Regions from separate parts of the Homo sapiens genome. Here region 1 is linked to region 2. The links are chromatin loops, found by intact Hi-C in ENCODE. Cell type or tissue: HCT116. All regions are shown on one strand. Links, peaks and the distances in the headings refer to the core of each region. The heading gives the core; the rest is flanking DNA.

What was found. A loop is a pair of places that touch in the nucleus more often than their neighbours do. Peaks named below come from ENCODE experiments on the same cell type or tissue, not always from the same donor. Only the 100,000 strongest peaks of a DNase experiment are listed, where the experiment ranks them.
Region 1: it touches region 2 in a loop (9-fold over the local background); 3 of 110 quality-filtered maps call a loop at or near these places.

Annotation. Positions count from the first base shown.
Region 1 is chr12:153,752-170,752 of GRCh38, reverse strand. IQSEC3 (IQ motif and Sec7 domain ArfGEF 3) reads right to left here. Exons shown (of 14, transcript NM_001170738.2): 6 at 13,606-13,728; 7 at 13,059-13,225; 8 at 8,688-8,827; 9 at 7,134-7,259; 10 at 5,220-5,319; 11 at 4,863-5,024; 12 at 1,648-1,740. It overlaps IQSEC3-AS1 (IQSEC3 antisense RNA 1), which reads left to right. Exons shown (of 3, transcript NR_183431.1): 2 at 3,046-5,441; 3 at 5,996-6,133. Among named protein-coding and RNA genes, the nearest start is that of IQSEC3-AS3, 13 kb to the right of the region's middle. RefSeq lists a silencer at 1,942-2,415 and an enhancer at 16,803-17,001. In HCT116, for the core only: no CTCF peak of the experiment used is centred there; no DNase peak of the experiment used is centred there; H3K27me3 peaks cover 371 bases.
Region 2 is chr12:210,733-222,870 of GRCh38, reverse strand. It overlaps SLC6A12 (solute carrier family 6 member 12), which reads left to right and starts at 8,714. Exons shown (of 16, transcript NM_001122848.3): 1 at 8,714-8,949; 2 at 10,761-10,845. SLC6A13 (solute carrier family 6 member 13) reads left to right here. Exons shown (of 15, transcript NM_016615.5): 13 at 239-339; 14 at 1,325-1,495; 15 at 1,801-2,249. The coding sequence ends at 1,923. RefSeq lists enhancers at 1,167-2,122, 8,833-9,604, 10,316-10,365, 10,377-11,149. In HCT116, for the core only: no CTCF peak of the experiment used is centred there; no DNase peak of the experiment used is centred there.

The DNA of each region.
Region 1 (17,001 bases), core at 4,414-12,413, 52 kb after region 2:
GGGCCACGCTTCTTTGCTCCAGCCCTGCAGACTGGCTGAGGGGGCAGGACTGAATGGGCTGAGGCCTGCACAGCACTCACCGCAGTGCCGGGCACGGTGAGAGCCGATAACTGCTCTGTAATTACTCTGAGGGCCTTCTGGCCGGCCTGGCACAGCAGCAGGGGCCCTGCGGACCCCCACGGACAGCTCATTGGCTCTTTGTGGCTGAGTCACTCCCAGCTTCCACCCCGACCCCCGCAGGAGCCCCTCTCATTTCCCAACCCCTGGGGGTGCCAGCTTCCCCCTGCTGTGCTCAGCCCTCTGCTTCCTGCAGCAGGAGAGGGAGCTGCACCATTGTTTGGGAATGAGAAAGACCCCGCTGTGGAGGGGACTAAGGGACACGTCCCTGGGGACAGGCATCTGGGCCTAACCAGGGCGGGCAGCTTCCAAAAGAGAGGCAGGAAGGAATGGCAGGGAATGACACACAGCTGAGGGCTGGCTCTGGGGTTCCACAGCTGAGAAAACAAAAGCAGCAACCCGTGCCCTATGACCTTATAGAAATGAAGAGGCCAGTGGAGATCAGGCAGCGTGGAGAATTACGGACGCACGATGGCAGGTCAAACCCATACAGGAAAGATTCCATCACAGAATCTCCACATAGCGAAAAGAGCCCCATGTCCTGCTTGGAAAGTGAATCTCATGTCCTCGCTGCCGTAACTAGTCCCCACGCTGCTGCCTGTTCCAAGTCAGGACTCAGGGCCGACTGTGGCGGGTCATGGACCACACGGGGCCCACTGGAGCTTCTCAGCTCAAGCTGGCGTCTCACTATGACCCTGGCTTTCCAGTGTTCTGCACAGGGCAGCAGCCATTCGAGAAGTGTTTGTTGAGTGTGAGAGTAAGTGACCGAGTTAACTAATGGGTGGACAGTTGTGAATGGCTTGCTGGGATTTCACTGGGATGAGACTGAATTCTCATGCATCTCCCCTCATGCTCTTTATTTGGGGCTGGTGGAGGGAGGTGGTGGAAACCTTTCCTGGCCCCCTGCAGGTGGGGTAAGGTTGGGGCAGGCCAAAGGAGGGGCCAGCTCTGGAGCCAGTGTGACTCGGCTGGAGTGAGCAATTCCACTGGAGAAACCACTAGAGAAGTGGAGTTTGAGGGTCTCTCTGGATTTGGGGTGGGCTGACCTGAGCCAGGGGTCAGGAAGTGCTTGTGGCTCATTAGAGAAGGGACTGTACAGAGAAGAGCAAGATCCAGATCCTTCTGGTCACCCTGCCCTCTTACACTGCCTGGTTGGAGAGTGTTCCTCGTGGGGCTTCTCTTGACCTCGCCTCGTCCAGACAGCCTGGCTGCAGGAGGGAAGGCCTCCCTGCAGGGGCCAGGATGCCAGGACTCTTGCCTGACTCCTCCAGGGCAGACAGTGACATCTCACACGGACTCCAGACCTCTGGTGCAGTTTGCAAAATGGACAGACACATTTCTCTCTCGCCTTCCTCCTCACTCCCACCACTAAAGCTCATGAGATTAAAGAAGGCAAGCCTGGCGCTCCTCAGCAGGAAGAAACACGCCACGGGAATGGGCACCTCTCCCTGCAGATTGCCCAGGACCCACACCCAGGGTCCCCGAGTGGCCTCCATGGGGACTGGTGCCCTGAGCGGAGCCGAGGCTCACCTGTCGGCGATCCTTGCTTTGACTGTGGGTCCCCCTGGGCTCCGCAGGGCTTGAAGGAGAGTGTCTTTGTTCCCTGCTGCTTCTCCAGCTCCCCTAAGGAATGCAGAGGCCCGTGAGCAAGAGAAACCTTAACCTCAACCACACAGAGGCGAGGCAGGAAATGAGGGGCCAGCAGAAAGGGGAGGAAGAGGAGGAGAGGTCCCAGTACATGCTGTGAAACACGGACCTCGGGTCTGGCCCCACCACTGAATAGCAAGTTAAATACCCCCTCGGAGCCGCAGTTTCGTCATCTGTACATGGGGATGATCCTATCTGCTTGAACGTCAGAGAGGCACAGAAGAGGCCGATGTGAGGGAGGTGAACTGCCTGGGTTTGGGTCCTGGTCCTGACACTCCCTGGCTGTGTGGTTTTAGGCAAGTTACCCAACCTCTCCATGCCTCACTCGAGAGGACAGCCAGGCCCACTTCACGGTGTCATTAAGAGGACTGCGTGGGAGATACACATAAAGCACAAGGCCTGGCTAGTGACCTGTACTCCTTAAGTATTAAGGTTTGTGCGAAAGTAATGGCAAAAACCGCAATTACTTTAGCACCAACCTGTATCAGTTTTGTTACATTGTGTGAAACGCACTTGGCACAGCAGAGCCTGCTGACAGGGGTGACACCCACCTCTCCACCCGGCGCCTGGGAGGACGGAGCCTGCCTGGGAGGACAGAGCCTGCCTGGCCAGCTGAGCCTCCGCAAGGTGTTCAAATCTCTCCCAAGGAGGAAAGTCCACACCGAGGGTGTGGAAGCTACAAGCCTGCAGTGCTAGGACATCTGTCTAGGTACTCAACTTTAATTCCTCTCACTGGATTGGAAACCTGTTCCTTCTTGTTCTTCTCTCAGTGGAGCTACAGAACTGCCGGCTGCCATCCTTGGAGATTTGACATGATTATTAAATCACTCCTCCCGCTTCTCTTTTCCAGGAGACATAACTCAAGTTCCTTTTATTAAAGCTACTCTCCTGGGCTCCATTTTCAGTCTCTCTGGTTGTCTAGAAACCAGGGACACTGAACCGTAGGCCCCCAAACCAGAACAATTTGTCCTGGTTGCCTAAATCACACCATCCCATCGATCAATGCTAAATATTTCTACTCAACTGAGAGTTGTTTCTCTCCCCACAGAGGGGCTCTCTTGGCTTTGGAGAAATTAGCCTGATAATTACAAGTGAGGAGTCCTGGGCCATTGGATGCAAACCTTGTTTTGTCACTGACTGTGAACTTGGACAACTTCCCTAAGTGCTTTTAGCCTGTTTCCTTACTTGTAAAATGATGCCCACTGTGGAAAGCTGTTGTGAGGATTAGTCCTCAATAAATGGTAGCTGATACTGTTTTCCATTTTCTTTTCTTTTTTGTAGAGACGAGGACTCGCTGTGTTGGCTGTTCTTGAGCTTCTGGGCTCAAGCAATCCTCCCTCCTGAGCTTCCCAGAGTGCTAGGATTACAGGTGTGAGCCACTGAGCCCAGCCCATTTTCTTTTTTTTTTTTTTCCTGGCTTCCTTTCCTCCCTGTCTCCCTGGCCTACCCTTCCTCTTCCCTCAGCTGTTCCTTCCCTTTCTCTCCAGTGAAGACTAAGGGCCAAGCATGAGCCTTTCTTCCTGCTCTTTTACCCTTGAGGCAGCAGGAGAGGATATTCACCTCCTGACATGACAGATTCTGACGCTATCTGCTCCTCTGTGACTTTGGGAAGCGGGGTATGTGCTGCTCCTGGGCTGATGGGGGAAAGTGCCTCTCCCAGCAATGCTGGTGCCACTTGGTGTGCTACGGCCCCCCAGGGCAGTGCGGAGCCATCTGGGACAGTTAGACAATGAGAGACGTGAAGCCATTTCAAGGTGCTTCCTTGAAAATGCTCCAGAAAAACAGCAGAGGCGGCCTCTCTGGGGATCCGGTCCAGCCCTTGAAAAGAATCTGTTTGTTTCACCACTGAACTCAAATAAGCCAACAGATTGAAGGAAGGGAGTTTCCACGCGCCCCTCCCCACCAAGCAGTTACCTGAGTTCCAGAGTCCAGTCCGATGGATCCCATTTTACCCTGGTTTAAATTGTTTCCTTAGAAAAAAATAAACAGAACCTCTTCTCTCACTCTCCAGTGGAAAGTATAGAATCAAACGTAAATGAAAATGACAGTTTCTAACATGCGCGACCTGGACACGCGGCTGAACTCCGAGCCTCAGCTGCAGAGTGGGGTCAATGCACCTACCTTGCAGCGTCACTGTGAGGATCCACACAACAGAAATAAACTGCTTAGTGTGTAGTAGGAGCCTCAAAAATGATGATTCAAAAGCACCAGCCTGTCACATTCATCCCCTGCTCAAAAACTCTCCCTGCCTTTCCTAGCGCCTAATGGACAGATATTAGTTCAGAAACACTTTATAACTAAGTGGCCATAGAGGCAGGCCTGAAGCCTATTTTCATTTTCTGTTTCAGTTTCTGAATCTGTTCTTATTTAGTCTTCCCTTAAAGGCTATCTGGCGCCTCCGTGATGCTTAATCAGGACAAGCTTGCAGATGGGTACAGGTTGCAGGCCCTTGCCTCTCTTCCCTTAACCCCACAGCAGCCAGTAAACCACCTGGACACAGAAAGAGACCCACATATTCTCTAAAATGCCTGAATGGAACAATCTAGAATCTAAGCATTCCTTATAGGAACAGAGACTACTGTAAGATGCGGGATAGTAAGAAGGCAGCCTAGACTCTTCAAAAGGACAATGTTTTAAAAAAAATGAAGTGGAGGGATGATTCAAGATTAAAAGAGAGTGAAGAAATGAGGCCAACCAGATGCAGTGTACAGACTTGGGCCACAGTGGGGGAGGTGACAGCAGACGGTTTGGTGGGAAGGAACGCACCAGAGCCCCATGGGCCTGCCTGGCCAGCTCGCTTGGTCATCCTGGTAAAACAGCAGAGCTCTCTGTTCCAAGAGGCCCACGCGCAGCCCCACATGCCTGCTGATCTGTGTACACACGTGTGTGCACTCTAGCAAGCCTCACTTTAATTGTGAAGAAACATGGGAACCGGTGCTCCCACCCGGGCTGTGGGAGTGTGGTGCGGTGGGGCCTGGACACGGGGAGGGTCCGAAGTGGGGCCAGCTCCCTGGAGTCAGGCATGTCTGTCTCAAGCTGCCCCTGTCCCTTGCTGAATGGGAACCCCCACCAGCTGCCTCGGGAGCCCGTGTCCTTACACTCTATTCGGATCTGCTCCAGCTCCGTCACCTCAGCAATGGACTCCTTCAGGTCCTCCACGAACTTCTGCATCTCGTCCGAGCCCAGGGCACAGAAATGCAGCACCTGCTTCTTCTCGGAGCCCGAGAGCGGGGTCACCAGTGTGATGCCATGAGAGTAATCTGGAAAGCAGACCCCAGGCCCCCAGTGGGCTGTGAGCAGCAGCAGCCGAGGGCCAGAGCCAGCCAGACATGAGGAGGGCACGGGGTCTCATGCCTCCACCCACTCTGCTGTCCAGCCCTTCTCCCTCAACTCGCCCCAGCCATTTCATCCATTCATTCCTTCTCAAAGACTTACACTGGCTGTCAAAGACTTACACTCGTTCTCAAAGAGCTGGAACTGCATGCCCAGCAGGCCAACTGACTTGCAAAAGGTGTACGTGGAGGAGCTCTTCTTCTTCGGGCAAAGTTTGAGAATCTGTTCAGGAGAGGGAAACAGGCATGCCCTGATGAACAGACACTCACGGACACATGGATGCACAAACACCCGGGGGATGCACGATCACACAAACCCACGCAGTGATGAATGTGCACATACAGGTACAGATATACATATATGTGCACACACTATCCCAAAATGTGCTTCTTCACTGCACAAAACCCTACAGTGGTTATTCCCTCTGTACTTAGAAGCCAAGCCACGGCGCCTGAGCTGGCCTGTAAAACCCACCTGATGTGGTCCTTGCCTTACTCTGGCCTTCTGCCCAAGTGTCCTCCCTGCTGTAGCTTGAGAAGGGCAAGCTCAGTTCCACTGTGGGCCCCTCGCATACACTGTTCCCACTCCACAGCTCTCCCGGCAGCTTTTTGCACGGCTGCATTACTCTCATTACTTAAGTCTCAAATGCTACCTCCTTAGAGATGCCTTCCTGGATCACCTCCTCTAAAAAACAAACCAAAGCAAGCCCAAACCTGGCCCTTAACTCCAGTCACTCTCTGTACTATCACCTGGTTTGTGGCCTTCATAGTGCCTTCCCCCAATCTGATATTATCTTGTTTGTCTGTTTCTTAATTATTTTCTATCTCCCTCCCCTACTAAAATGAAAGCTCGTTTTAGTAAAGTCATCTGGTTGCTTAATAAACAAATTTCTATTCAGCAGCTTCTGTGAGCTGAGCCCTGGAGATACAGGAGAACTCAGGACAGAGCCCCTGCCCTTAAGGTGCTTATGGAATGTGGAGTGTCACAGTGTCCATCAGGTGATCAAACAATAAAGCATAACAGCAAAAAAACAAAACCAAAGTGCTACGTGTTTTGAAGAAAATGAAACAGGGTAAGGAATCAAAAGTGATTTGAGACTTGAATGAAAAGGAGGAGGCCAGGAAGGCAAGAGGAGAGTGCAAGGTCTGGAGGAGCTTTGCAAGAAGGAGCAGCAAGTACAAAGGCCTGGCCCACAGGAGGGAGGCGCCTCCCAGGGCTGAGGAGAGGGCGGGGAGGCAGGTTAGGGAAAGGGGACACGTGGCCTGATGTGCACTCCAGAGAGATCACGCTGCTGCTCTCAGGGGGGTGGGGAGAGCCGTGTGGAGGCTGATGTGGTTCACTGAATGTACCAGGCGTGCACTAAGACTGTAGTAGTGGAGGTGGTGAGAGGTGGTTCAGGCTTGTGATCACTTTGGAGGCAGTGCCAACGTGGCTCATGGATAGAGAGGGCCGGTGCGAGGGAGACACAAGCCCTGCTCCAGTCCTGCTCACCAGTTTTCCAGACCTACAATGATGCCTGGCACATGGTCAACGCTGATCAAATATTTGTTGAATGGATACTTCTTTTCAAAGAGCAAAAAAAGTATCTGTGGGTACAGATGTGTGTATGTGTGTGCACGCACACACACACACCAGCCTCGCCTAGGCCCAGGGACAGAGCATGCTCCGCCTAGGCCCTGCTCCTCCCAGGCCCTGGGGTCTGAGGCACAGCCCTGTGCACTCCCTGTCCTGGGCTTCCTGTAACGTGGAGAGGCCAGTGGTCTGGGAACTAGTTCGTTAACAGTTTGTGCAACCACGAGCAGATCATCTGACGTCTCGGTGTCATGACTTATGAGGTAGGAATTAGCATGTCTGCCTGAGCCCCCTCACGCCCACGGTGTGAAAGCACCATGAAGGCAGATCCGTCCCACGGAACAGGCATTCTGTCTGAAAGCTCTGGGCGTCCTTTCCTGCCCACTTCAGGGACCCTGCCCAGGCTGACCAGGGCGGCAGAGGCAGCCCCAGCCCAGCCCAGTCCCGGAGCGGAGGCCACTCACCACCAGCAGGTCATTGAAGAGGAACACCTCCCTCTGATGCGCTGCCTGCTTCTGCAGCTTGTTCACATCCGTCACCTCGAAGAGCCGGCTGCAGCACACCAGGCGGCGGTGGGGCACGGACAGCACCTGCACGCGGGCAGGGCGCTCAGCGGGAGAGACCAGAGGCCTGGAGGCCTCCCCACCCACGCGCCCATTTTCCAGAAGAGGAGACAGCCCGGGAGAGGGGAGGGGCCCGGTTCTGTGGAGGGAGGAGAGGGGAGGGGTCCGGTTCTGTGGAGGGAGGAGAGGGGAGGGGTCCGGTTCTGTGGAGGGAGGGGAGGGGAGGGGTCCGGTTCTGTGGAGGGAGGGGAGGGGAGGGGTCCGGTTCTGTGGAGGGAGGGGAGGGGAGGGGTCCGGTTCTGTGGAGGGGGAGGGGAGGGCTCCGGTTCTGTGGAGGGAGGAGAGGGGAGGGGTTCGGTTTTGTGGAGAGGGAGGGGAGGGGCTCCGGTTCTGTCCTGGGGCCTGGACTTGACTCTCATCCTTCTCTCTCCTCGTCTGAGGCTCTTTCCCTCGCACGTTCACCCCCTGTCCCAGGGCTCATCCCTGTCATGCTTCTTGGGGAGCACGGCCAGAGAAGGGGCCCACTGAGCCACAGTAAATGAGGGGATAGAGGGACAGGAATAGGAAATTGAGAAGAGCTTGCAGGCTGTTCCAGTCCAGCCACTGTCAACCTGCTTCCCTCCGTAACCTTGAGGGCATCCCCTGCCCCAGGCTGCGGCCTGCAGATATGACACCTCCACCCTTTCTATACTGCAGAGATGCAGGTGTGCGAGAGCGAAGGGATCACAGAGACACCTGGCATCTACTCCAGCGTGTAAGACAAACCAGTCGCTTGCAACCCGACAGATGCTGAGACCTCAGCAATAAAGGCTCTCAAAGCAGAAAAGCCTGTCCCTGCACAGACTGGGAGGAGGGAGCCCAGTGCAGGGCCTCAGAAGAGATCTCCAAACTCTCCCACACCGTCCCCTGAGGCAAGAATATGAGGAGGAGGAACTGGAACCCCCATGACATCCTTTATAGTATAAAGTGTAGTAGCCTACAGAGAAGTCCCACTTTAAAAATCATGGCAGGCTTGGAACATGCTGCCTGGGACACAGGTCACTACCAATAGGACAAATCTATGGTGATGCCACAGCCTGGAGCCTATTGAGCCCATTTCCTGCCTTCCACTCATCAGGACCATCCAGGAATGCCTGGTAGTCATGCTGTCCTAGGAAAGGGATACTAAATCTCATCTGGCCACCCAGATGCTTCCACCCTAGACCACTGGGCAGTCCTTCCTGACATCTCATCTCCGTCTCTCCTGCTGCAGTATCGGGTGGCAAGAGGCAATGAGGAAATCAGGCAAGAAAAAAAAAAAGAGATGCAGTGTCTGGCACACAGTAGGTACTTCATAACTATCATGTGAATGAATATGAAAAAAGAGTTTTGGAAAGGTAAGAAGGAGAATGGGAAGAGATGCCAGGAAGAAAGAAAGGAAAGGAGACGGGAGATAGGTAGCTTGTGGACACTCACTGTCTTCATGCCCACAATGGACTTCTCCACCTTGGTGACGTACGTGACGTGGTCCTCATTGGACTTGAGCTCCTTCTGCTGTATCCTCTCATAGATGCCTACCACCAGCTCCCTGGGGATGTCAGCGCCATCGTCCACACCTAACAACGTGGAGTGGGCAGGGGTGGTGGTGGGGTTGGGAGGGAGGGTGTCAGAGCCCTGGAGCCAGACAGAAGAGACCCCCATCCAGCCTGGAGCTCCCGGGGGGTGGCCTTGGTTCTTGCCATGCCTTCAATGGCTGGTGCCTCATACCCATTCAATTAAGAACAAGTTCCTTAGCCAGGCACCAAAACTAATGATATGGCCCCAACACACATCTCCTGCCTCACCTCCTGATGTTCCCCAACCAGAGTCTTCACGCCCACCTCCCAGGCCTCTTTCCTGATGGCAGATACAGCCTCCATGTTCCTGCTAACCCTGTGCGCCTCTGCAGTTCTGTCGTCTTCCTTGTGTTCGTCTCACCCCCCAGCTCCACCCCACCACTCCAGCATCATAAGGAGCTTCTGTTTCGTTCTCTTTTGGATCTTCCTCCTGCTGGGCTCTCCTCTCCCCTCCAGTAGGGAGCATGGCATTGAGGGCTTAGTCTTTGAAGAGATTCCTCCCTCACTGGGAGCAGTGGGGGAGCAGGCAGACCCCTGGCAATGCAGGCGAGGACACCCCTGTCCCACCTCCTGCTTCATAGTAATGATAAAACTCGGGCAACAAAAAAACACTGGCAGGAAATATGCCAACAAGAAAACACGTTTCTTTTGGAGAAACAGGCGATTAAAATATCTTCTTTCTACTATTTCCAAATCTTTCTTTAATGACTATACGCTTCTTTTATAAGAGGGAAAAATTAAAAATAAAACAACTTTGGCAAGCATCTCTCAAAGGAGTGTTCCCAGCTACTGAAAGGACACCCCGCCTTCCACACGCAGCTCCCGGCCTGCTCTGGTCTCTTCCACGTCTGATCTTGGTTCTCGAAGTCAGGCAAATGAGCCATGCAGCAGCCAAGGAGGCTGAAAGAAATCAGGCGGCGGGTGAGAAAAACCAAGGAGAAAGGCTGAGTGTATGGATGCCCCCAGTTCAAGGTGGCAGGCTGCATGCCTCTGCTGCTTCTGAATACTCGGGAGAAAGGAATCTTTTAGAAAAGCATACACCCACAAAGACAGAGAACAGGGGCACAGGCACCCCAGGACCTGGCAAGTGGATAAATAAGTGGATGGATTTAGCAAACCTGAGAAAGCTGAACCCAGACCAGCAGAGAGGTTAGAAGCCACTCAAACACCACACAGCCACCAAAGGGCTTAGAGCTGGTGGTAACAGCAGCCCCTAAAAGCGAAGGTGAAGGTGGGCTGGGAATTGGAAAACAGGTTGAAAACGGGTTAGAAAGCTGCTGGGCTTCCCTATCCCCTCCTCACTCCAGCAGAAGACTGGGGGTCCATTCTCTGGAACTCTGAGATGAGGGACCCCACACCCAGCCAAGCCGGGACTCTGCTGAATACTGGGGGATGAAGTTGATAACCTATATATTAACCCTCAACTCCACTTCCCACTTAAAGATCTCAGAACTCTGGCAGCCAGAATCATACATTCTGGGCAACAGATTGAACATTTATCTTCTGGGTATCAGGCAGAACAAGAAAAAAATATCTCCAGATACTGCAGTAGGGTCTCCCGGTGAAATGCCTTAAGTAAATCACCCTACAAGAAAGCTCACCAGCCAGCAGCCTCCACCTGTGTTCACAGAGTCATTCATCCGCTTTCTGGTGGCTCACTCTTAAATATGAATGAACAACCAGATTTCATCAACTGCATTTGGAAAGTCTATACCAGGAAAGAGAAAGAAATATGGGGGAAAAAAAAAACAGAAAAAAGGACTCCAGAAGAAATAGAGGCAAACAGAGAGAAAAACAAACAAACAAACCAATATTAACATCTTCACCGAGATGGGAGAAGATATTGCATCTACAAAGCAAGAATAAAATGCTATAAAAGAGGAACATTGAGAGGACAAAAGAGAGCTATTGAGAATGAAAAATATGACAGCAGGAATGAAAAACTTGGTAGGAGACACAAAAGACGGCACTGAGGGACACTTTCCAGAAAGTCAAGGAAGTAAACAAAGATGGCAGGTAGAAAACTATAAAAGTTACGAGGATCAGACTAGGAGATCCACCAACAGAATAGCAGGAGTTCAAGAAAGAGAGTCCAGAGAAATTGGAGGGCAGAAATGATCAAATACAACATTTAAGAAAACTTCCCATGACCGGAGGACATGAGTTTCTAGATGGAAAGGACCAGTCCAGCCCTGGGCATGATGGATGGAAGAAGAACTGTAGCAAGATGCATCATCGTGAACATCCAGAACACGAAGGCAGACAGAAGACCCTGCAAGCTTTCAGAGAGAGAGAAAGAGTAACAGACAAAAGGCCAGCAGCTGGGATGGCAGAGCAGCACTGGCAGCTAAAGGACAATGCAGCAGCAATGCCTTTGAAATCCTGATTGGCGTGTTTTGAGGCTGGAATTCTATCCCCAGCCAAACTCCCAACCAAGGGCAAAGACAGAAAAAGATACATTCAGAAATGCAAGTTCTCAAAAATGGCCTTTTCTCTGAAAGTAAACTAAAAATGAGGAAGCTCTGACATGCAGGAACCAGGAATCTGTCATGAGAGCAAGGGAAGGAGGGCCCAGGATGCAGGCTGTGCCCTGGCCCAGCCACTGTCCAGACTGGAGCAGGACCAGAGGCTCCCGGAAGATGACTCTCCCGCACCACCTCCCAGGTCTGGACATATGGAGAGGAGCTTGATACGTAGGGTGGGAAGTGGGGGCTGAATCAGGGGAGGTCCTCAGAGAGTTAAGCAAATGGAAAGAGAAGCATTAACTCCAAGGAAAGTATAGATGAAGGGAGTTGCAATCATTCTGCACTTGCAGACTCAGCTTTGGAGTGTGTGTGCAGAGCCCTAATAACATGAGCACTGACGTGAGTGGGATGGGTCAGGGAAGGTGGATGAAAGAGGGCTAAATCCTTACATTCTATAATGGGGAATTAATAGATCATGCTTAAAATAAAAATAATTAACAAGGGCCAGGCGTGGTGGCTCATGCCTGTAATCCCAGCACTTTGGGAGGCTGAGGCAGGCGGATCACCTGAGGTTGGGAGTTCAAAACCAGTCTGTTCAACATGGTGAAACCTCATCTGTTCTAAAAATATAAAAATTAGCTGGGTGTGGTGGTGCACACCTGTAATCCCGGCTACTTGGGAGGCTGAGCCATAAGAATTACTTGAACCTGGGAGGTGGAGGTTGCAGTGAGCTGAGACTGCACCACTGCACTCCAGCCTGGGCAACAGAAATAATAATTAACAAGGAGCAGTGTATAAAAGAGACCAGATACCAAAGTATAAATACTGTATAGCTCTATTTAGATGAAGTTCAAGGACTGGCAGGACTCGTCAAATGGTGATAAAAGGCAGAATAGTTGTTACTCTTGGGCGAAGGCATTGACTGGGACGGGACAGGAGAGAACATTCTGGGCAGGTGAAAATGATCCAGATCAGGATCCAGGTGTGATGACACAGTGCACGTGACCGTACACATTCATCAAACTTCAGGCTTACACACTCACAGTCTGGACTTTATGCCAGTTAAAAAAAGAGATAGAAAAAAGCGAAGCAGAAGCCTGCGGTTTATCGATACAGAAGAAACGCAAATAGCTAAAAAAGTCAAAAGTGGTTGCCTCTGGAGAAGGTGAGTGGTGAGAGGGGCAGCGACTAATTTTTTTCTATGATAAGCCTTGTAGGATTATTTGACTTTATTAAATTATGTGGATGTATAACTTTGATTCTTTTAACGGGTAAAAAAAAAAAAACAATTGCGCACACATCACACTCTGCCAGTCCTGGTTTGCTCCCTGCCAGGCAGTGCGCTGCATCGATGAGAGAAGGACTTGCCAGCTGGTGCCATACAGTTATCTGCAAGGCTGACTTAAATGGACCCAGGGCCCTGCTCCTGGCTCCTTCCTTGTAAGTTGTGGAGGGGAAGGGCTGGCACCACTTGAGCCGCCAGCTCTGGTGTCAGGGGCCTAGAGGCCAACCATGTTCCACGGAGGGCAAGAGGCACTGCCCAAGGGCGCTTGCTGTTTGGTAGAGCGGTGGCGGTGGCAGGCTGCATGCCGGAAACTCCCCAGCCGCCTGGCTCACAAGGAATGTTCCCAGCTTGCTATGGGTGACCAGGCCCAGACAGCAGGTGACCATCTGTGATAGGGGCTCAGACTCACAGAATGCACGGTGCACAGAATGGGGCCTGAGCCGTGGCCTTGCCCCTCCTGCCCCAGTGCCCACCTCCTCACCTCGAAGGTTTCGGATGAAGTCCTCCAGCATCATCTTCCGGTCAGGCTTGATGTTGGGGCTGTACATGTCGGTGTTGAGGAGGATGATGGCGAAGGCGAGGATGAAGATGGTGTCGGGGTTGTGGAACTGCTGAACCACTTCGGGGTTGCACATGCAGTAGCGCTGGCTGTGGGGGGGTCAGATGCAGAGCGGACGCTGAGCCCCCGCCCACCCTCCCCCGGGCCCAACAAAGGAAGGGGGTGTCCAGGGGGTATCCCAGCTCTCCGAAGGCTTTAGGTCCAGGGAGACCAGTGTCTGTCCCATACTCTGGTCTTTTTCCCCACACCCCCAAATGCCCCACATTTCCAGCCTGGGGAGCTCGAGGGGTCGGTCCCTTTTCTTCCCTTCCCTTGTTTCTCCCCAGCCATCCTCCTGCCCACACCAGAAGGGGTGTTTCTGGCCCAATGTCCAACCCTCCTGATAGCATCTCCTGTCTCCCAGGCTCACAGCGGCCCGGCTTCCCCACGCTGGGGTCTGTTGGGGAGTGGAGCTGGGAAGCGGCCTTACCTGAAGGCCTCAATGAGCCGCTCCACCTTCTGAGCCTCCCCCTGCACACGGATGTGTGCCTGGAACTTGCGCAGGGCCTCGTCCAGCTCCATGCTGGAGAAGTCCATCTCGTCCACCACGCAGCTGAGGGCAGGCAGGGAGGGTGTGAGGTCAGGTGGCACCCTAAGCACCCTCCAACACCCATTCTCGCTGGCCTCTGTTCCCAGCCAGGACAGGTGCAGGGCCCCTCAGGCTACTCACCCCCGGGGGTCGCCCTTTAATGCCCCAAGAGGACCATCTCCTCCCACCTGCCACAGTAGCCCTTTCGGAACCCAAACCCTGAGGCCAGGAGAGGCTTTGGTGGCCCAGGACACAGGGGTGGAGGGAGGCTGAACTCGGATCTTCCAACTCCAAATCCCAGTTCCTTCCTTCTTAACCTCAGAGTACCCCAAGCAAAGCTTTCAGCATAAATAATACAGTAAACATATTGATTCTTCTGTTCTTTCAGAGACCCGCTAGGAGCCTGTGTTTCTCCCAGGTTTAAATTTCACTTTCTCATTTAGGTCTTGAGGGGGCTGAGTCCTCCGTTGGATCCCTTCTGCTGTAGGCTGAACAGTTAGGAGCAGAGCCCCTCAAGCCCCTGGGGCTTTCTGCAGCCCAGCTCCCCCCAGCTGCCCCAGCTCCCCACAGCTGCCCCAGCTCCCCCCAGCTGCCCCAGCCCTCAGGGGAGGCTGTGATGGGAGGCACAGCCTAAGAGTAAATGACAAATGTGCCTAACGTGAGGGGACAGCGTGACACGCAGGGTCAGATTCTGGTCTGGGCCCTCCTGCGAACTTGGTGTGACTCTGGCTTGCCCACTCACTCCTGGGGCCTCTGTGTGACCTTCTGAAAAGGGAGGAGGCTGGAGTCCCTGCTCCCCAAGGGCCTTGCTACCTCTGAAATGCTGCCTCCAACCCTGGGGGGTTTGCCTGTGAACATCCCGAGCTTCAGTGTGTGTGGGTGGGGGTGTGGGGTCACATGCCAGTTCCCCCCAGCTAAGCAGGCGCCTTCCTCTGGTCTAGCCCGATCCAGGGGACTCTGCACTGCAGGGTCTGAGGCCGAACCCTCCCAGTCCCCTCACCCTGCCTCACCCTCCTTTGGGGTGCCCTGTCCCCAGGGCCATGTGCAGCAAGGCAGGAGTCCAGGCCTGGAAAAGCAGGGGACCCAATGTCCCCTGGGCATTGCTTTCCCTTTGGGAGACGCAGACCAAGCGCGTTAGATTGGGCTCTTGGAGCTGACGTTTGCCCACTCTACACCCACTCACCCTAGTCTCCTCCCACTGGCTATGGCACAGCCCCTGCACTGCCCCTGACACTGCCCACTGCCGGCAAGCAGTCCCACTCTGCTCCCATGGTCCCCTGGCCTGCCTGCCCACCACATCGAGAGCACAGAAAACGCCTGCTGAGTGGCCCTGTGATGGTGACATGAGCTCTGAGGTGGACCCACTTCCTCCATGACCTCAGCTTCCATTCGTGCCCACTGCCTAGAAGACTTGGAGACCCCCAACTCTGCCGTCAGTTTTTAGGAGAAAACAAGGGGAGACGCCACAGTGGAGGTGGTCAGGGCCTGGTGGTCCATGGACTCCGCCTCCCACAGGTTTCTGGGGAGAACAAGGAGAAAAGTGCATCACCGAAGACTCTTAGAAAGGGAGGGGGCGCCGAGAGGGAGCTGGGAGTCTCTCCTCCTCTTTCCTTTTCGCCTCTCTCCCGTAGGCAGGGCCCATGGCCATCTTCAGGCTATGAGTTGTCCTTGGCTTGGTCAAAGCCCACTCCTCTCAGGCTTGCTGGCCGGGACAGTGGGCAGGTGAGGGTGGGGCTGGGGTGGAGGCCAGCATCTTGCCCAAGCATGAGAATCGGCAGCACCAGGATCAGGGCATTTGAGGTTGAGCTGACGGCTGGGGAACAGGGGCCTCCAGAGCCAGCCAGGCGAGAGGCTGCTCTGATTTCCCGGTGGCCCTCCTCACCTCCACCCTGCACCCTTTGCAGCCCTACGTGAGTGCCAAAGGCCCTATGCGGCCACATCCGTGTGTTCCTGTAGCCCAGCCCATCAGGAGTCAGCAACTGGGCACAACAGAGCCACACAGTGACACTGTCCAGGGCTGGTGACCAAGAGGCTGTGGTCCGATGAGTACAGAGAGAGCCTGGAGGAGGTGAACCAGCATGGTCACGCAGCAAGGGGGTCAGAGCGTGTGGGCCAGAGAGATGGGGCGGGGCAGCGAAGGACAAGGAAAGTCTAATTCGACAGAGAGCAAGGAGAGAAAGGGAGGGACAGGCAAGGAGGAAAAGGCAGGAGAGAGATCGCAAAAAGGGAGCAAGACCGGAGACTGAGATAAAGAACAAGCAAAAAACAGAGACAGGGAGGAAGGCGGAAAGACAGAGAGGCACGAGGAGAGGAAGGGACAGGAGGGGAAGAGGAAGAGACAGAAGAAGTCTGGTAGAGATGAAGATGTGAAGTGCACCGCGGACTGTGGTGGGGGCGGCATGGAGCGGCCAGATGCCACCCTCTCAGCCCAGGGGCGCTGACTCTTATGAGGCCAAGAAAGAGGCCTGGGTCCTCAGGGCCCCAGAACGGCCCTTGGTCCCTCTGAGTGCCATCCTGCTGCTCCCCAGGACTTGCCCCCATCTGTCGTGCACCCCACCCCTTCCCTGTTTCTGAACGCTGAGGTCCTGGCACCCGGCTTCCCACATCCACGTTCCTCCCAGAGCCTCTCTCTGAGTGCCTTCTGCCCCAGGGCTATGGACCAGGTCTCACCCTGCAATGGTGGGGGTGCTGGGAGGCCCAGGGCACTGTGGGGGCAGGCTGCCGCAGAGGCAGCGGGAGCAGCTGGTGAGGGTGGCATCTGCCCAGCCAAGCACGATGGCCTAGTTTCCAGCCCTTCACTCAGGTGACAAGCAGCCGTTCACTCACTCAAGTCTGCTGCTAAAAGCCCCGGTAGTGAGCTGAGAGCCTGAGAGCCAAGGACCGGGATGGGGGAAGCAGCCAGGTTGAAAAGTCGGCCCACAGAATGGGAGTTGAATACACCCCTCGTGGGCCTCGAAGCGGGGAGGGCTGCAGGGGTGGACACTTGGGCTGTGGAGCTGGAAGGGCCTCTCATCCAACATCTTCCAGTGTGTGCTCTCAGGACCCCACAGCGGAGTCATAAGGTGGTTTGTTAAAATGCAGCTCGCTGGACCCCACCCCAGACCCAGCAAATTAGAATATTTGGGGGCAAGTCCTGGGAATCAGCATTCTCTGCAAGATCTCCCGGTTGTTCCTAAATTGTGAAACCAAAGACTGAGCTGAGTGCAAGGGTAGGCCTCACTGCGGCTTTTAAAGTGAGTCCAGCAACTCACAGGCCACCAGGCAGCCGTCCTTAGGGGCATGTGTCCCCACCTGGCT
Region 2 (12,138 bases), core at 4,139-12,138:
TTGACAACCTCGATAATCAGGAAGTGACTGCCTGTACCCAAGCCAAGTCCTGCTTGCTGCTGTTTATGCCTATGAATGCCAGGGAAGAGCTTTTTCCCAGCAACGACTTGAACAGACAGCTGTGATGTCATCTCTTTATGGGTCCCTGCCCATTCTGGTCTGTTTGTGGCCCCATCCTGATGTCCTGGGTGCCAAAGAATGACTTTCTCCTCCTTCCTTCTTCTTTTCTCCATGGTAGGAGCCAAGCGCTTCTACGACAACATCGAAGACATGATTGGGTACAGGCCATGGCCTCTTATCAAATACTGTTGGCTCTTCCTCACACCAGCTGTGTGCACAGTAAGATCATTTCAGGGATAAAGTCAGATGAAGGGAGGGAGAGACGGTGGCTAGCAGGGGTAGAGAAGCCGTTAGCCCTGCAATGGACTTCTCCCTAGGAACTGAAAATCATCTTAGATTTTCACTCATCCTCCTTTTGGATTCTAGAAAACTACAGCAAGATAGATTCTTCCTTTCCATTTCACAGAAGGATAAACTGAGGTCCAGAGCTGTCAGACGGTTTGACCAACACCACAGTGTGAGTCTAACGTCACAGGCCAGGACTGAAACCCGGGTGCCTTGGGCTGCTCATAAAAATGCTAATAACCACAGCAATCCTAATAGCAGCCGGTATAGAGCCCTGACTTTGTGCTGGGCACAAGGTGCTTTAACTCGTATTAAGTCATTTAATCCTCACAAGAGTCCCATAAAGGAAGTGCTGTTGTTACACTGGTGTTACAGATGAAACTGAGGTTGAAGAGGTTGTTAAGCCACTGGCCCAAGCTAGAAAGTTGCAGAGAACTGGGATTCAAACCCTGGCTCCAGAATGTGAGCCTGAAACCACAACGCGCAGCTTCCTTTGGCCTTGTCTCTTTGTGTCAGCTGTTCCCGAGCTCCCCACTGTGTGCCAGATATAACTGAGGAGCAGAGGGAGAAGGAGGCATGGCCTGTACCCTTGAGGTACTCATACCCCAAACTCACGGTGCAGGAGAGGTAGTAAATACCTCACAGCACGCAGTGGCCACATGATCACATCCTACCTGGGAGTCAGCTGCACGTAGAGGTGCCCAGGGGCACAGGGGCCCTGGAGTGACAGAGTACACTGCTGGAGGGTGTGGGTTTTGGGCAGAGTGTGGATGGAGAAGATTGGAGGCTGATTGGTCCAGAAGAGCTAGAGGGAATCCAGGCTTGGAGGGTGATTTCTGCCAGGCTGCTGGGGAGCGGGGGAGCTGAGGGCACAAGGCCCCCGCCCCCCAACCCCTTTCTCTTCTGCTCTCCCCCTCAGGCCACCTTTCTCTTCTCCCTGATAAAGTACACTCCGCTGACCTACAACAAGAAGTACACGTACCCGTGGTGGGGCGATGCCCTGGGCTGGCTCCTGGCTCTGTCCTCCATGGTCTGCATTCCTGCCTGGAGCCTCTACAGACTCGGAACCCTCAAGGGCCCCTTCAGAGAGGTAGGGCCTTTGCGGGCAGGAAAGCAGCCAGAGGGGCTGGGAGGCTTCGCAGGTGCCGACAGGTGGGCTGCCAGCCAGGGCGCACACCGTTGTGTGGAGGTGCCAGTGGGCCCAGCCTGGGTGTCAGGGAGCGATAGAGTGGCTGCTGAGAAGTCTCGGGAAGACACAGGGGGACTCCCAGACAGGGGCTGTGATGACAGGAGGGCAGGTTTGTGTGTGGGGAGGCAGCAGATGTTGGTGATGAGGGAAGCTGGCAGACCTGCCCCCGCTCCACCACCTGACAGCCACCTCTGCTATCCCCGCAGAGAATCCGTCAGCTCATGTGCCCAGCCGAGGACCTGCCCCAGCGGAACCCAGCAGGACCCTCGGCTCCCGCCACCCCCAGGACCTCACTGCTCAGACTCACAGAGCTAGAGTCTCACTGCTAGGGGGCAGGCCCTTGGATGGTGCCTGTGTGCCTGGCCTTGGGGATGGCTGTGGAGGGAACGTGGCAGAAGCAGCCCCATGTGCTTCCCTGCCCCCGACCTGGAGTGGATAAGACAAGAGGGGTATTTTGGAGTCCACCTGCTGAGCTGGAGGCCTCCCACTGCAACTTTTCAGCTCAGGGGTTGTTGAACAGATGTGAAAGGCCAGTGCCAAGAGTGTCCCTCTGAGACCCTTGGGAAGCTGGGTGGGGGCTGGTAGGTGGGGCGAGACTTGCTGGCTTCGGGCCCTCTCATCCTTCATTCCATTAAATCCACATTCTTCCCGCTGACTGCTAGCGGTTCTGTCTGATTTCTGCCCCCTGCCTGGCTGCCTTCACCCTTCCCCATGTTACTGTTGTGGTTTAGGACCCTGCCCCTCCCCATCCTAGCCTCCCCCATTGAGTTCTCACTGGGGCCCACTCAGCACGGTGATGGGGGCGGGTGGTGGGGCCAGGCTGAGAGCCTCCATCATCAGGCATGTGGACCAGAGGAGGCTGCCCAGCCTCTCTCCACATGTCCTCAGCTTCCTTCCTCCGCCTTTGTGCTGTGGAATAAGAAAGGAAATTGAGGGACGCATGAAGGAGACCCGAGTCCTAGCCAAAGGAGAGGGAAAGGCTGGTGGCAGTTTCCTCCTGCCCACTTTCCCTGCTGTGTCCTCGCCTACCCCCAGCGGCCAAAACTGCCTGTGTGCCCACCGAGGCTGGGCACGGGGGACGTGGGGGAGGGCCGGCTGTGACCACGCCCCAGTGCAGCAGGTTGGGGGGCCTTGGCAGAGGAGGGCACTGCCCAGCTCAGCCAGCAGAGGGACGCCACTTCCTTGGGACCGCCTCGCTCTTCTGAGGATAGGAGACACCGGATGCCGGGGCACCGCCAGATGTGGCCACGAGGGGGTGGTACTGCTATGGCCACAGCTCTACTGTCAGGGCCTGAGCTGCAGGGAGGAAGTCCACCCCCACTCGGGGTCAGTGGGCATGGGGGGGGGTGCCCAGAGGGTGCCACAGGTGTGTCTCTGCAGCCTTGCCTCTGCGTATGGGCATGGAGCCGGGCCCCACATATTTCTGGCTGTAGCTTTGTGTGTGGTTTTGGAAGTGGCTGAACACACAGCTACATCTCTCCCTGCCTATGCGCAGGCTCGGGGGCCTGCCCGTGTGCCCACCTTTGTTCAGATGGGTCTTCTGGTGCTGCCCTTGGTGTGTCCTGTGACTCTTAGGGCTGCAGTCTAAGGGTGCACAGGCTTCCCTGGGTGATCTTAGTTTTTCACATGTCCACTAGTGGAAAAAAATGCACTGAAATATTTGCTTGTCTTCAGTTTTTGACTTTTTGTCGTTGGAAGAGTTGGTGAAGATTAACGACAGCAGTCCTGCTGTATGTCAGCCTTGGCTGCCCCTTCCTGGAGAATGCTGCTCGGGCATTCCCCGAGGGTGCTGGGCTCAATCTCAGTCTTACCGGGGGAGAAATACATCTGCTGGAGAGGCAGGCCCGAACTCGAGATGCTGCAAGCCAGCAGCTCCATCCACCGGACACTGTTGACAGAACACCTCCCGCGTGGTGCCGTGCTGTGCTCGTGACATGCCAGGAGTAAAAACAGATACAATTTCTTAAACAGTGAGTGACAGATACCATGACAGAAAAGAGCAAAGAGCTGTGGAAAATAATAAGTGGGGTAGGGCAGGACCTCATGGTGCAGGTTGGGTTCTAAGGTTATAATACCTGTCTCCATCCGTATGACCAAAGTTGCCGGAACTGCCGGCCTCAGCGGGAATGTGGGACCCAGATGTGATCTGAGTCGCATCGAGGAGCTTCCTGATGGTGGAACACGGTGTGAGAGTCACCTATTGGTGTAAGAACCCGGAGGTGTGCTTCCAGAACTTGCTGCGTGTCTGTGCAGTCACTTGGAATTCAGGTTCTTTGCTTCGCAGTTGCAGAAAACGCCACGCACTCCTTCTCCAAGCAGGGCTTGTCGTAGGGCTCAAAGGAGGTAATGGGTGTGAGGGTCCTTTCCGTCACTTGGTGACACGTGGTGTGAGGTCATCAAACTGGAGGGAGGTGGCTGAGGGGGTGAGGCTCTAACAGCGCAGGTGGGACTGGCAGGCAGAGAGATGAGAATGCTGCTGGCTTGGGTCGGGGTCAGGGTTGAGGGAAGGAAGGAAGGAGTACCTCGGCCTTAGCCAGAGGGGCTGAAGCGACGGGGGTGGGGGTGGGGATGGGGGGGTGTAGGGCAGCCGAGTCAGTGACCTGCTTCCCTAGCCTGGAGGGGTGGGCGCTATATCTTAGAGTTCCCAGAGAAGAAGACCCAAAAGGAAGGGAGCCCTCTCTTGTCTGGAGGCCACACCTGTTAGAGAGGAAAGGCAAGCAGTGAGAGCCTGGGGGCAAGTTGAACAGGGAGAGCAGAAGCAGAGGTGGCGGGAGAGTTACAGACTATGCCCAGGGCTGCGGGAAAGCAGCTTGTTAGGCACTGAGCCCACCAGGCTGCGCGGGGCCTCAGACCTTGCCCACATGAACACCCAGGTCTCAGATCCACACACAGGCATGCAGGCACCAGCCCCTCCTTATCCTCAGAGACATGTGCACATGTGCACAAACTCAGAGACGCCACAGCCAGCTGAGCATTCTCCTGTAGAGGGGCTTGCAGGCCTGGCTTGGATCCTGGCCCTTTGACTTACTAACTGTGTGACCTTAGGCAAGCTAACCTCTCTGATCCTTAGTTTTCTCTTCCATAAAACAGGAATACTGCTACTTACATCAGTGTTGTTAGAGTCCAGCAGATGCTATAGGGACAGCTGCCCTGGGGACACATTCAGTCAAACCCATCCTATTTCCCATAGCTGCAGCCCCACCACATCGGACTGTCAGCATCACAGAAAAGTTCAGGAAGAGTTTAGAGATATCCTTGCTGTCCCCAGTCTCAGACTAGGTTGCACTGGGCTCCAGGAAGGAGGCTACACATTTATTGAGCTAAGCATTTTTTTTTTTTTTGAGACGGAGTCTCGCTCTGTCGCCCGGGCTGGAGTGCAGCGGCACCATCTCAGCTCACTGCAAGCTCCGCCTCCCGGGTTCACGCCATTCTCCTGCCTCAGCCTCCCGAGTAGCTGGGACTACAGGTGCCCACCAACACGCCCAGCTGATTTTTTCTATTTTTTAGTAGAGATGGGGTTTCACCGTGTTAGCCAGGATGGTCTCGATCTCCTGACCTTGTGATCTGCCCGCCTCGGCCTCCCAAAGTGCTGGGATTACAGGCGTGAGCCACCGCGTCCGGCCGAGCTAAGCATTTTCACTAGAAGGCAAGGAAGACGTAGTCCTAAAATAATCCTGGTCCTGTGGCCTGAGGGTGCTACTCCACACTCTTCACCAAGTGACAACACAGAGCAGTACTGTCCAAGATAAGCAGGACCTGAGTCATCTGAGCCCTCTGATTCTGGGGAAACAATGTCCTCCCAGAAAAGGGAAAACTGTAATCATTTTTCCCCCTTCAAGTTCCATTCATCCACTCGTTCATCCATCCATCCGTCCATCCTCCATCCATCCATCCATCCATCCGTCTGTCCATCCATCCATCCGTCTGTCCATCCATCCATCCATCCATCCATCCATCCATCCATCCATCCGTCCATCCATCTGTCCATCCATCCGTCTGTCCATCCATCCATCCATCCATCCATCCATCCATCCATCTGTCCATCCATCCATCCATCCATCCATCCTCCATCCAATGAACACTGAGTGCCTATTCTGAGGCAGAATTGTATTAAATGCTAGAGGCAGAAATAAAGAATTATGAAATGAGACCCCTGACATATAGATATTCATGGTCAGGGGAACAGTATGCTTCAGTGGAACAAGCATAGATTTTTGGAGCCAAGAGGCCCAGGTTCAAATCCCAGCACCATCACTTACTTGTGTGTGGCCTTAGGACAAATCACTTAGCTTCTATTTATTCACCCCAGTTTCCCGTCTGTAAAATGGGGCTAATAATTTTTACATTTCAAAGTTCTTAAGGGGATGAAATGAAGTAACATGTAAAACTCCTCGTCCGAGTTAGATGCTCAGGAAATAAGTCCTATTCCAGGCCCTCTGAAAGTATGGATGAGATTAGAAGATGAGGGTGGTGAGAACATTCTGTGGTGGCCAGTGGTTCCTACTGCAGCAAAGGTGATAGATTCATTCAGCTACCTGTCGTCTTCACCCTGCACACTCCTCAGTGTGGAAACAGCCCAGTCTCAGCTAGGCTTTCCAGGATGCCTACCTTTTGCAAAGATGAGAGTCTCTGGCCTCCAGGAGTTTACTAACCAGTCTGAATACCAAGTGGGTCTTGGAGGCTAGGAGAACTTGAGTGAGGAAGGGCTCAACATTAGAGAGTCTCTGGCCTCCAGGGGTTTACTAACCAGTCTGAACACCAAGTGGGTCTTGGAGGCTAGGAGAACTTGAGTGAGGAAGGGCTCAACATTAGAGAGTCTCTGGCCTCCAGAAGTTTACTAACTGGTCTGAATACCAAGTGGGTCTTGGAGGCTAGGAGAACTTGAGTGAGGAAGGGCTCAACATTAGAGAGTCTCTGGCCTCCAGGGGTTTACTAACCGGTCTGAACACCAAGTGGGTCTTGGAGGCTAGGAGAACTTGAGTGAGGAAGGGCTCAACATTAGAGAGTCTCTGGCCTCCAGAAGTTTACTAACCAGTCTGAATACCAAGTGGGTCTTGGAGGCTAGGAGAACTTGAGTGAGGAAGGGCTCAACATTAGAGAGTCTCTGGCCTCCAGAAGTTTACTAACTGGTCTGAATACCAAGTGGGTCTTGGAGGCTAGGAGAACTTGAGTGAGGAAGGGCTCAACATTAGAGAGTCTCTGGCCTCCAGAAGTTTACTAACTGGTCTGAATACCAAGTGGGTCTTGGAGGCTAGGAAAACTTGAGTGAGGAAGGGCTCAACATTAAGATGGTGGGACTAAGGCCAGAGGCAGTCAGATAAAAACAGGGAGGGACCAGGTAGCTCTTTTGGGGGAAAGTCAAACTGTACCCCCTGGGCCAGGTCAACCAGGCAGCTGTTCTCTGACAAGGTGAAGGAGAGGTGACAGGACTGCTGGGCTGTTGCTGTTCATCCTCACAGAAAGCATGTCACACTGTATGTGCTAAATATAATTTTTGAGGGAACCAACAAGGAAATTCACCATCTTGGCTTGTCTGATCCTCTCCCCTCTTTCTCCTTTTTATGGAGAGGCTGGTGTTTTGTTCTGGAGTAGCTGTAGCTAGGTGATCACATGGACTTTGATGTCCCCTCTGCAATAACTCTGTGGTCAATCCATGGTGGACCTGACATGCAGGGACAGGCCACACCTGAGCACCGGGGTAGCTCAAGTATGGATTCTGGCTGGGCCATGTCCTACTGTGCCACAGCTGACCCCCAGCCCGGCTTCTGCTTTCATAGAGGCAATGGGTCTGAGAGCTGAGACCTGCTCTGCCTTCCTCTTCATGTGGAACCCCACAGGAGAGGCTGAGAGGGGCCCGAGAGACATATCGTGGGGGTGCTTGATGGAAAACTACAGACTGAGAGTCTCACTTCACACCCCACCCCTGCTGGGAAGTTCTAAAATACACAGAGGAAGCACATGTAAAAGGAAATTTCCCTTTCTCCCTGCAACTTCCTCTCCCTTCATACCACCTAGAGCTGAAGAAGCACCTCCTTTGTCTTGAAGGAGGCACCAGCTATTCTGAATGAAGGGCGGTGGGACAGTGCTGTACCCCACACCAGGTGGGCGTGCTCAGGGACAGTGACCAGGACGCTGTTCTGGAGGAGCTCACTGGGCACACGGCATAGGGCACATGTATTCAAAAAATACCCTTCCCCATTGATAGCTGGCAGGCCACTCCAGACAAATTCTAGCTAGGTGCCTGGTGCTATGCAGTGACCAGAGGTGCCTGGGACCAGACACCCCACCATCCCAGCCTCTGCTTCCAGAGGACACACAACAAACACCCACACCTCCCCTTAAGCACCTATGATATCCCTGCACCCTCACAGCAACCCCGCAAAGTAGATATTGTGTTGTTACCTACCTTTGACAGACTGGGAAACCAAGGCTGACCCTTGCCTAGCTGTCGTGACTGATACATGATAGAGGAGGAGAAGAAACTCAGGTCTGTCTGGTCCCAATCCTGGGTCCTCTCTACATTGCTTCTTGAGGTACGCTCTGGGTGCTTTCTCTAGGAAAATCCCAAGGAGAAGGGTTGTGAAGGTCCAGGGCCTTGCCTAGAAGCCACAGAGGGCAGGTACTTGGTGGAAAACTCCAGCGTGTGATTCACCCTCCTCCCTTGCCCTCGTCAGTGAGGTCACCTCCCCTCCCAAGGTTCTCAGTTTATAGCCTGGAGTCTCTGGTAAGAGAGGGCTGTCCCCTGTGCTGCACATACCCGTCTCCTCATCCCTGGGAAGGAGATGGTTCTGGAGGGGGATAGGGGAAAAGGGGGAAGGGGGAAGGGCAAGGAGGAGGAGGAGGGGAGATGAGGTCAGGGTGTGAGTCTCTGAGCCCCTTCCCCTGCCCAAGGGAGCAGCAGCTCAGCCCAGCTCTGGAGGGGCCATCATGGGACTGTGCCCACGGGGAGGGCACCGGTCTGGAGACAGTGGGTTCACAGTGGGAGTGGGATGGGGGTGGGAGCGCTGGGGACAGAGGACTTGACTTCCTGAGGTTGGATGTTGTAATCTCGGTTCACAAACTTTTGGCCTCAGTCCCTCCTGCTGCTCCTGGTATTTCTCTGTCCTTTCACTCCCCAACACACACAGCCCCCGCCCCAACACATACACACACGGCTTCTTTCTGTCTGGGAGTCCCTGGACAAGTCACATGGGATTCTGCGCTGGGAGGAACAGGGTAAGGCGTGAACGTGGAGGGCAGTTTCCCTTTCAGGTCCCGGCTCTCTTGGCTTTCCCATAAGCAGCTGCCTTGGGACTCTCCTGGAGACCTGATGCCCACAGCCAAGCTGACCACAGGAGCCGGTGCTGGGGACTGAGGTGAGCGGGAAGTGGAGGGGCTGGCTCTGTCTTTGCAGTCTCCAACTGCTGCTCAGAGGGGCTGGAGGGATAGAGCCCTGGGAAGCGAGACTCTGTGGAACTGCGTGTCTGCAGCGGGGGGCAGGACCTGCAATAACCTCAGGCCAAAGGGCAAGTCTGATGCCCACGACTCTCAGGACAAGGGGTGCCCCCTAGCTCCGCCCCATCCAGCGTGGGAGCAGCTCAGTGATTAGCCTGTGGAGCAGGAAAGTCCAGCGATGGGCAGCTGGTCACGGCAGTGGGTGAAAGCAGGGGTGGTCATCTGACGAGGGGAGGGGAAGCAGGTGGTGCCCAGCAAGGTGGAAGGAGAAGTGGACAGGAGAAACCTCGGGGCATTCCCGAGGGCCCAGGAACTGCAATAAATGATCACAGGTGAGGGGTTCCTGCCCGCTGCCTGCCGGCTGAGCGTGACGAGCTGGGTGCCAGGCGCCTCCCAGGAGGAAGCTGTCTTGGCTTTGGGCGGTGGATGCTATGGGTGTGCTTGTACCCGAGGGGGGCACTCAGGGGAGTTGCAGGCAGCCACCAGCTGAGACCGGCACTCACGGGGTGTGAAGGACTACAGAGAGAGCCAGGTTTTGGTGCCATGCACACAGGTATGTGTGTGCGAAGGGACGTGACGGGAAATGGCACCAGTGTGTGTATGGGAATGGGTGTTGGTATGTGGGTGTGGACTGAAGCAGGGGCTGGGTGTCCCATCCCCCCGTGTGCAGGGTCTGAGCTATTCCTATGCTGGACTGGGGAGCAAAGGGGACAGAGCTGGGATCCCAGCAGCACATGGGCAGCAGCATTTCTGGTCTCGTCTGCACCTCTGCTAGCCCCAGCTGGGCCTCTGGCGACATGCCCAGCTCCTGAAAACAGACTTAACTTTGGACTTTCTAGTCTCTTGAAGATTTGCTCTCTGGGCAGCACCAAGCCCGGTGTGGAAATTGGTGTGTTTGCTTCTGGAGGGCACTGAAGTATGATGAGGCCCATCCCCCACCCCTCACCCCCCTGTCCCGGCTTAGCAAAGCAGGTGGGCGGCCTTGGAGGAGACTCGAGGGGCTGGAGAGGCGGCCAGCCGAAGCTGGAGGTGGAAGGGCACAGCGGGGGTGGGGTGTGTAGTCCTTTGCCTTTTAAAAGTAGCCCAGAAAGGAGAACTCAGTACAGCTTGTTTTGGTGTCTAACATCCTCTGGGCCATTTCTTCCCTGAGTCTAACTTAAATCCCTCTTGCTGCAGTTTAAGCGTGTTCCCTCTTGAGTTACCACGGCTCGGGGCCAGCTGTCCTTTTCACTTGCTCTTGCTTTCATTCTGCCGTTCTGGATTTTCATTCTGAACCACAAGTTACGCTCCTCCCGATTACTTTTTTATTTTCATTTTTATTTTTAAAAAATCATGTTGCGTCAGTGTCGGTTCACCAGCTCATGTTCTCTTTTTGCACTTCCCCTATTTCTGATGAAACCCAAATCCTGGGCCCAAACTGGATTCTGTGATTCGCTTCCCTGCCCCTGCGCCCCTCCGGCTTTCCCTTCATTTACTCCTTCCCCCAGCAAGCCTCCACTCTCCCAGCCCTTGAGACCACCTTGGTCCTGCCACAGCTGCCTGTGGTCTGGAAACAGTAAGGCTCATTTCTGACCACCGCCCTAAGGGCCCTTGTGCTTGGGGCTCGCCCTGGGATTAGCAACGCTATGGCCCGCGAGTAGAGGCGGTCAGTTCTCCGTCTCTTTATTGAGTCTTGTTTTTATCCCCTCACCCTCCGAAAACCCCTTTGAGCAGTGGTCTTTCTCTCTTCCAGGGAAACTTAGAGTTCAGAGAGGGGGTGTGATTTGCCTGAGGTCACACAGCAAGTTAGAGACCCAGCTCCACGACTCATTGTCTTGGTAAGTGTATTCTAGCATTGAGAACAGTGTCCCCCAGGCGCTGCAGGTGCCAGGCACTGTTCCTTAATCTCTTGGAGCTTCACTTCCTCACACATAAAGTGGAGCTAATAGTGACACCTAACTTCAGAGATTCTTAGGAGGATGCACTTCAATAATACGTAGAAAGAGTGCCTGTCTTTAACATACTGCTGACTCAGATGTCAACCTGTTGTTATTATCATTAACAGCTAGATCTGGATTAGAACTTGGGTTTCCTATCTGGTGCATTTTCATGCGTGTTTTCAAGCTCGCTCACTAGTTTGTTAATTTATTTGGTGATGATTCCAGGGTCATTTCTCAGGGTGCCTCATTCCTAATTCTGTAGCAACATCCACATTTGGGTTCAGATGTTACCAACTTCTCCCCTGGGGCCCAACTCCCCATTTTTTCATCCCCAGGCTCCAGTGCTCAAGGCCCCCATGGGTCTGATCACATACTCTGAACCCAGAGGCTCTCTTTCCTCCCTCTTTTCCCCTGCCTTCTCCCTCATAACAGAGACTCAAGGCCTCTGATTCCCACTGGGTGGCTATCCTCATCCTCCCTCCTGGGCTGAGCTTACAGTGGAAGGCTCTGAGTAGGTCCCAATACCAGAATTTCACTCTGACATGCTTTCCCATTCCTGGGATAACCTGCACCCTCCAAGTCACCTTCAAAAATTTCCATTACCTCAAATGGCTCCTGCCCACGCCTTTCTAACTGACTTGGGCTTGGGCTGTTGCCTGGGTTAAAAGGACCAGTAAATAAACACAGACTCTTCCTTAATAAAAAGAATCCCTGTTTCTCTAGAGCCTTGGAGGAGCGTGGGGCACTTGGTAGACCTGGTCGCTTTGATTCCCTCAATACCCCTCAGAGGTGAGGGGCTGCGGGATGGGTGCTCCCCTCTACAGCCTGGGGCACCTCCTCTTGGCAATTCCTGGGAATAAAGGCAGAGGTGGCCTCAGGGCGATTGTTTGTGTGTATGAGAGGGAGGAGAAGGCAAACATAGATTGGAGATACACCCTGACAGAAGCGGATTTGTCTCCTGGCAGTTGACAAGCAGGCCAAGGGACAGAGAGTAGAACTAAGAATGCCCCACGTCACTTTTCTGGAGGTCTAGGGAGCTTTGGGCTCTCTAGGAGGGCAGGGAGAAGGGAAGGGCAGTGACCTGCTGAGAGGGGCAGCCACTGCTGGGCCTCCCTTTTGAGGAGCCCGTCATTTGGTCACCTTGGGGGTCATCCGGAGGTGACTGCCAGCCAGGTGAGAACTGGTCTGGTG